Linked DNA regions of Homo sapiens: region 2 is linked to region 1. The links are chromatin contacts, found by Hi-C in ENCODE. All regions are on one chromosome and are shown on one strand. Each heading gives the region's core, a stretch centred on a gene start or an enhancer-like site at or near the end of the contact. The rest is flanking DNA. Distances are from core to core; before and after follow the strand shown.

Region 1 (3,216 bases), core at 1-2,500:
CCATCTGGTTTCCAAGGCCCAGCTCCTTTTGCCTCCGAGAGAGTCAGTTCTACGACCCCACCCCTTTACACGCCCCCTCCGCAACTCGATAGTGCGCATGCGCACCGACTAGAGGCGCCCCCACCCCCCATCTTAGGCCCACCTCTATCCCAAAAGAACCATTCTTCAATGCCCTCCGCGCGCATGCGCCTTGGTAAACCGGACAGTTTCTAACCAGCTCAATCCCACATCTGCCCCCTGCTCTCAGAGCAACAGAACATCTTGGCGCCACCCCGACCCACTCTTTCTAACTGCATCACATCTCGATCCAACCCTTCCCCCAACACTAGCCCCCTCCCTCCGCTCTGCAGTACCACTCCGCACCGCCCCTACCCCAACACCGCCCATCTCTCCTCTGCGGTACTGCCACGCACCGCCCCTTCCCAATACACCCCCCTCCCTCCGCTCTGCAGCATTTCTCTTCATCTTCCCTTCCTTTAATAAGCCCCCTCCCTCCGCTCTGCGGTACGTCTCTGCACCACCCCTTCCCCAACCAACACCACTCCCCCCTCTTTCCACGTCTGCAAGTGTGCAGCTCCGCCCTTTCTGCAACATGAATACCTCACCCCCAAATCCAACTGTATGAACCTTCTGTGTATTCCTGTTCTCAAACCCTACCAGGTCCTGTCTCTTCCCTTTCAAACCGGAACCAACCGGGTCATATCCCCTCCTTTCTCCTGTCTGAGTCTGGTCCTTTCCGTTGCTCAAAAGGGATGCTGCCCACTCTTATCTCTGGGTCCCGATCCCTCCATTCTGTGGCCCAAACGGGGTACTGCCCCCTTTCTCCAGCCTAAACGGAGTCCTGCCGTCTCCTATCTCCCTCCCGAACTGTGTGTATCCTCCTCCCCTCTTGCTACCGTCTGAAGGATTTCTCGATCCTTCCTTTCTGCGGTCCCAACTAGGTCTGCATCCCTCCCTTTCACGGCCCGAACCGAGTCCAGATCGTTACTTTCTGTGGCCCAAAGGGGATTCTGCCTCCTACTTCCTCCCGTGCGAACTGGGTCCAGGCACCGCTAAAGGCGACTTTGATGCGGTTAGGTCCCAAACCTCCAGCAGGTTTTCTTCAAACCTTAGGGGCGTGTGGAGTCAGGCACGTCGAAGCCGCAGCCAGGAAGCCCCCACAGGGTCTTCACTAAAGCCAGGTACCTCAGCTCACCTCGTCTTCTTGAATCCAGAAGGCGTCTGCTCTCTCCAAGCCTCTCCTTGTGTCTGAGCCTATCCCCCTCCCTGGCCGGAAGTGGTCCTGCCTCTTTCCGCCTCCAGAGGGGGGTCTCCGTTCCTGCCTGTCAGTCTCCTCCCCTCCATACCTACTTTCAACTTTCCATTCTCCTCAATGTAGCTCCCTTTTTCTTCTTACTACCCCTATTCAGTTATCACTCCCTCTTATTCTCCATTTGACTTCTCTATTCCCCACTCTGTATCTCCGTTCCTATTTGATTCTCCTGTTTCCCCTAGGAGGAATGTAGTTCTCTGAACTCCCACACCAACCCTTCCTACAGACCCTCTATCCCAACACTATTTACATAGTGTTGTTATACCTTGTGTCTATGTCTCTCTTCCCTAGAGCTGCTCTGGAGCAGGGGACTAGGTCATATTCATTTCTGTTTTTCAAGTGTTACCACATTAAAACATTTAGAGGTTCTAAACACTAAAAGATAGGGTGCCCGTCCATCTTATGCAATTCAGAATAAAAACAGTAATGTATAAAAATCTATGAAAAGTTTTTATTGATCCCACAATGACTATATTGATGTTTTAACAATATCAGTTTGTACTTAGACTGTCTCTTGTGACATGGTGCACTGTGCCCCCATGCAGAAAACAATTCATGACATTTATCTATTCCATCAATCATTCAAAAGAGAGCAAGGATAACTACACATATGTCAAATAAAATAGACTTAAAGTCAAAAACCATAAAAGATCTTAAAGGTCATTATATAATGATAATGAGATAAATTCATCGTGAATATCGAATAATTATAAACATATTTAATATATGCACCCAACATAGAAGCACCTAAATATATAAAACAAATATTAATAGATCTGAAGGGAGAAGTAGACTGCAATACAATAATGGTAGGAGACTTCAAGACCCCATCTTCAACAATTCACAGATCATCCAGACAGAAAATCGATAGGGAAACATTGAACTTGAAATACACTTTAGACAAAAAGGACCTACGGAATATTTTATCCAATAGAATATATAATATTCTCAAGCACACATAGAAAATTCTCCAGGATAGATCATAAGTTAGGCCAAAAACAAGTCTTTTTTATTTTATTTTATTATTATTCTACTTTAAGTTTTAGGGTACATGTGCACAATGTGCAGGTTAGTTACATATGTATACATGTGCCATGCTGGGGTGCTGCACCCATTAACTCGTCATTTAGCATTAGGTATATCTCCTAATGCTATCCCTCCCCCCTCCCCCCACCCCACAACAGTCCCCAGAGTGTGATGTTCCCCTTCCTGTGTCCATGTGTTCTCATTGTTCAATTCCCACCTATGAGTGAGAATATGCGGTGTTTGGTTTTTTGTCCTTGCAGTAGTTTACTGAGAATGATGATTTCCAATTTCATCCATGACCCTACAAAGGACATGAACTCATCATTTTTATGGCTGCATAGTATTCCATGGTGTATATGTGCCACATTTTCTTAATCCAGTCTATCGTTGTTGGACATTCGGGTTGGTTCCAAGTCTCTGCTATTGTGAATAATGCCGCAATAAACATATGTGTGCGTGTGTCTTTATAGCAGCATGATTTATAGTCCTTTGGGTGTATACCCAGTAATAGGATGCCTGGGTCAAATGGTATTTCTAGTTCTAGATCCCTGAGGAATCACCACACTGACTTCCACAATGGTTGAACTAGTTTCCAGTCCCACCAACAGTGTAAAAGTGTTCCTATTTCTCCACATCCTCTCCAGCACCTGTTGTTTCCTGACTTTTTAATGATTGCCACTCTAACTGGTGTGAGATGGTATCTCATTGTGGTTTTGATTTGCCTTTCTCTGACGGCCAGTGATGGTGAGCATTTTTTCATGTGTTTTTTGGCTGCATAAATGTCTTCTTTTGAGAAGTGTCTATTCATGTCCTTCACCTACTTTTTGATGGGGTTGTTTGTTTTTTTCTTGTCAATTTGTTTGAGTTCATTGTAGATT
Region 2 (3,141 bases), core at 135-2,634, 530 kb before region 1:
TGGTAAATGTCAATCTTCACACAACAGCAGACACAAAGGGTTTCAGAAACGTCAGATATGAAGAAATCCTCCATCCTTCTTCAACATTTTACTGGGTATTTCAACTTCAAAAGAACAGCTTATTTCTATAAGTGCTGTACAAGATCATAGATTATGATGGAACGACTTCATTTTAGAACGTTAGCAAAACTGTTATACTAAATGTCAATGACAGGAAACAAAGAAAAAAATTTGTTCAATTATATTTTTAAACATATTGTTATTCTCAACAAACGGAATTTTAAAACGAATACAATTTTCCATTATCAAAAGCAAACACTCTATTTCGCAGTTGAACAATGATCACTGATCACAAATATCAAATACAGTGTCCCCCGCCCCCAATCGACATCATTTTCAACTTAGGACCCTGGCATCTACTCCTTGGGGTACCTGTGACTCTCTTTTACACCCCCAAGGGTCTGCCTCAGATCTACTTAAGGGGCGGAATAACCCCTAGCACCTGAATTGAGGATAGCCTCAACCTCTGCATCATCGTCCGAATCCCAGTCATAATTACAAGGCCAGTCTTTAGAGCATCGGTTACGAACCCTTGCCACAAAATGCATGACTTTCAGTTTGCTCGATTCCACGTGTGCTCGGGGCCCCCAGAAGAACTCATACTCCACCGGACTGCTACGGGGCACCGGTTTATAAATCAGGTACCCTCTGCGCACAAACTCTTCTGTGACGATCTTCTTCGGATCTCCAAAGATGCTGTGCTGACGTCCAGGCTGCATTCCTAACTTCCCCAGCACTTTCCAGACCAGAGCTTCCTTGGCGCTGTTGCCCATGATGAAGATGAGCGCTAATATAGACATCAGGAGACTTTTCTTGGTGCCCTGAAAATTGCTCCGGGGCACTGAAGGCTTTTGTGCTTGGGCAGTGCTCGAGGCTTCTTCAGGGGTGGTAGAGGCCTCCTCTGGAGTGCTCGGGTCTTCCTCGGGGCCGCTCAGGTCGTCTTCGGGGGTGCTCGCTACCACAGAGGCGGCCATAGGGGTCTCGGAGGCCTCTGAGGCCTGGATTTTGCGATTGTTGCGGTTCTCTTCTGCGGCTCTCGCATTACGGCGGCGCCGACTCTTTCGTCCCCGAGGCATGTCTCCTGCTAGAGGCTCAAAGCTTACAGCAGTCCTAGGGAAGGATGCTTGTAGCCTCTTCAGGAAGCAACAGCTTTATACCGTAAGAAGCTGCTGCCGCTGAAGCTACCAATGTCAATAGAGTCTTTGTAGCAATAAACAAGCCGTTCTCAGCTACAAAGGGTAGTTCCCACGCCAGCTGACTTGCGCGAGCAGCCGCCGCCAGCACTTGCCGCAGCTGCAAGCCCGCGAGAAAGCTCAGCAAAATTGGCCCCGCCTCTCCTGCCACGCACACTCCTAGCACCAAAGAGGAAGTAGGCTGGTCCTCCACAGGGACTTCCGCTAGCAGATAGGAAAAGGGGCAGGCAGCGACAGGGGTGGGACAAGGGCAGAAATGACAGCTAGAGATTGGAGGGGCCTGGAGTTTGCAGAAGAGAAAAAAATAGCTTAAAGTTTCTGTATTTTCAGCCTACTACAAACATTCCAAGATTGGCTCGACGGTCTAGGGAAGGAGTGCGTCGGCTCCATTCCCACTGACGACGGGCTGTGTGTGTGTTGGGGGTTGGGAGGCCAGGGGTGGCGGGAGGGTGTATTCTTGGAAGGAGTCAGCTGTCTCCAGCCTTCCTTTCCTGTCTTGGCTTACACAGCGCGTTCATTCACTCGCCCTGTTTTCAGAAGGCATTTGTGTGTATACTAATCAATTTGTGGTCCCATGTAGGACCCGGATAATATTGTTATGGCAGATGTGCTGGATGATGTGAGGAGATGGGACTGCAGAAACAAGCAGGGTGAAAGAGGTGCAGAGCCTTTAAAATGTGGTAGATATATGCACGATATATATACTGCCCTGCTTTTATACATACATACATACATACCTATATCGTGCATATATCTACCACATTATGTTTATATACAGTGCATATATCTACCACACATATATGTATGTATGTATGTATGAAAGCAGGGCAGTGACAGGATCAGAGGAATTGCATTTGTGCAGCCTCTCAGAAAAGCAAACTGTTTCCTGGCAGACCACATAGGAAGCAATTGGAATAAGAAGCACTGGGAACTAAAGTATGCCTTAAGGCTGTTGCCATGGGGATGGAGAGGCAGAAAGACATTTTAAAGGTGACCGTTGAAGGGCTTTGCAGACAGAATGGATGAAGTGGGGAATGTGGAGGGGATGATGGAGTTCAGATTGGCTCCAAGGTTTCTAGGCTCCAGTCTTCCTGGACTCCTGATTTATTTTGCTTCTTTCAGAGCATACTCTGAACTTTATCCACTGCTTGCTTTTGCTCACTGTTTGCTCTGCCTGACCTGTCTTCTCAGCCTTCTCCAACTATCTAAATTCCATTTGACTGCTCACAGACCTGTTTCTCCCTGAAGCTTGTCTTGATCTGCCCAAAAGGGTAATGAGTCCATTTTTACTCCATTGAGGAAAGCCCTATAACTAGCACTCTATATCTTTCTTATGTCATTCAAGGTATTAGTTTAAGCAAGTCACTTCTCTCTAAGCCTGTTTTCCCATCTATAAAGTGGGGCTAAAGTACAGCCCTCATAGGGTTGTGAGAATTAAATGAGATAAAAAATGAAAAGCATTTATTACATGGTAAGCACAGATTTTGCCTCTCAAGGTTTTCCAAGCGGTGTGTGAGTGTGGCATTTAATAAATGCGTGCTGAAGGAATTCATGATGGAAAAGATTTTATAGGTGTTCTTAACTGAACTCTTAAGAAACAAATGAATACTTTATGCCTGTCTTGCTGAAATTTTCTTTATAATTAGAGCCCACCGAGACCTCCTGTTGGGTAAGTTAGCAATAAATCAATTTGGTCAAGCAAAGAAAGCACCTCTCCAGGACACAGAGCACTCTTGAGCCAGCCCTCCGTTTGGGATAACCTTTGCACGCGTTCTGGGACATGACCTACTCAAAACAGTAGTCTGGCTCCATCTGCTGTCCCACATTCTGAGAATTCTCGCAGTTTCTGGTCCATTGATAATTGCTCTGAATTGTTTTTCAGTACAGG

The links. Hi-C counts contacts between places; a loop is a spot of excess contacts on that map. Pooled maps may share reads with other maps.
Region 2: a pooled map shows a loop between it and region 1 (4-fold over the local background). The contact joins the promoter of MAGEH1 here to the promoter of TRO in region 1. A Hi-C loop is called at or near these places in 4 of 50 pooled maps.

Annotation. Positions count from the first base shown.
Region 1 is chrX:54,918,858-54,922,073 of GRCh38, reverse strand. TRO (trophinin) reads right to left here and starts at 1,250. Exons shown (of 13, transcript NM_001039705.3): 1 at 1,196-1,250.
Region 2 is chrX:55,450,370-55,453,510 of GRCh38, reverse strand. It overlaps MAGEH1 (MAGE family member H1), which reads right to left and starts at 1,384. Exons shown (of 1, transcript NM_014061.5): 1 at 1-1,384. The coding sequence starts at 1,136. The coding sequence ends at 477. MIR4536-2 (microRNA 4536-2) reads right to left here and starts at 2,016; the gene lies at 1,929-2,016. MIR4536-1 (microRNA 4536-1) reads left to right here and starts at 1,929; the gene lies at 1,929-2,016. RefSeq lists enhancers at 922-971, 1,122-1,171.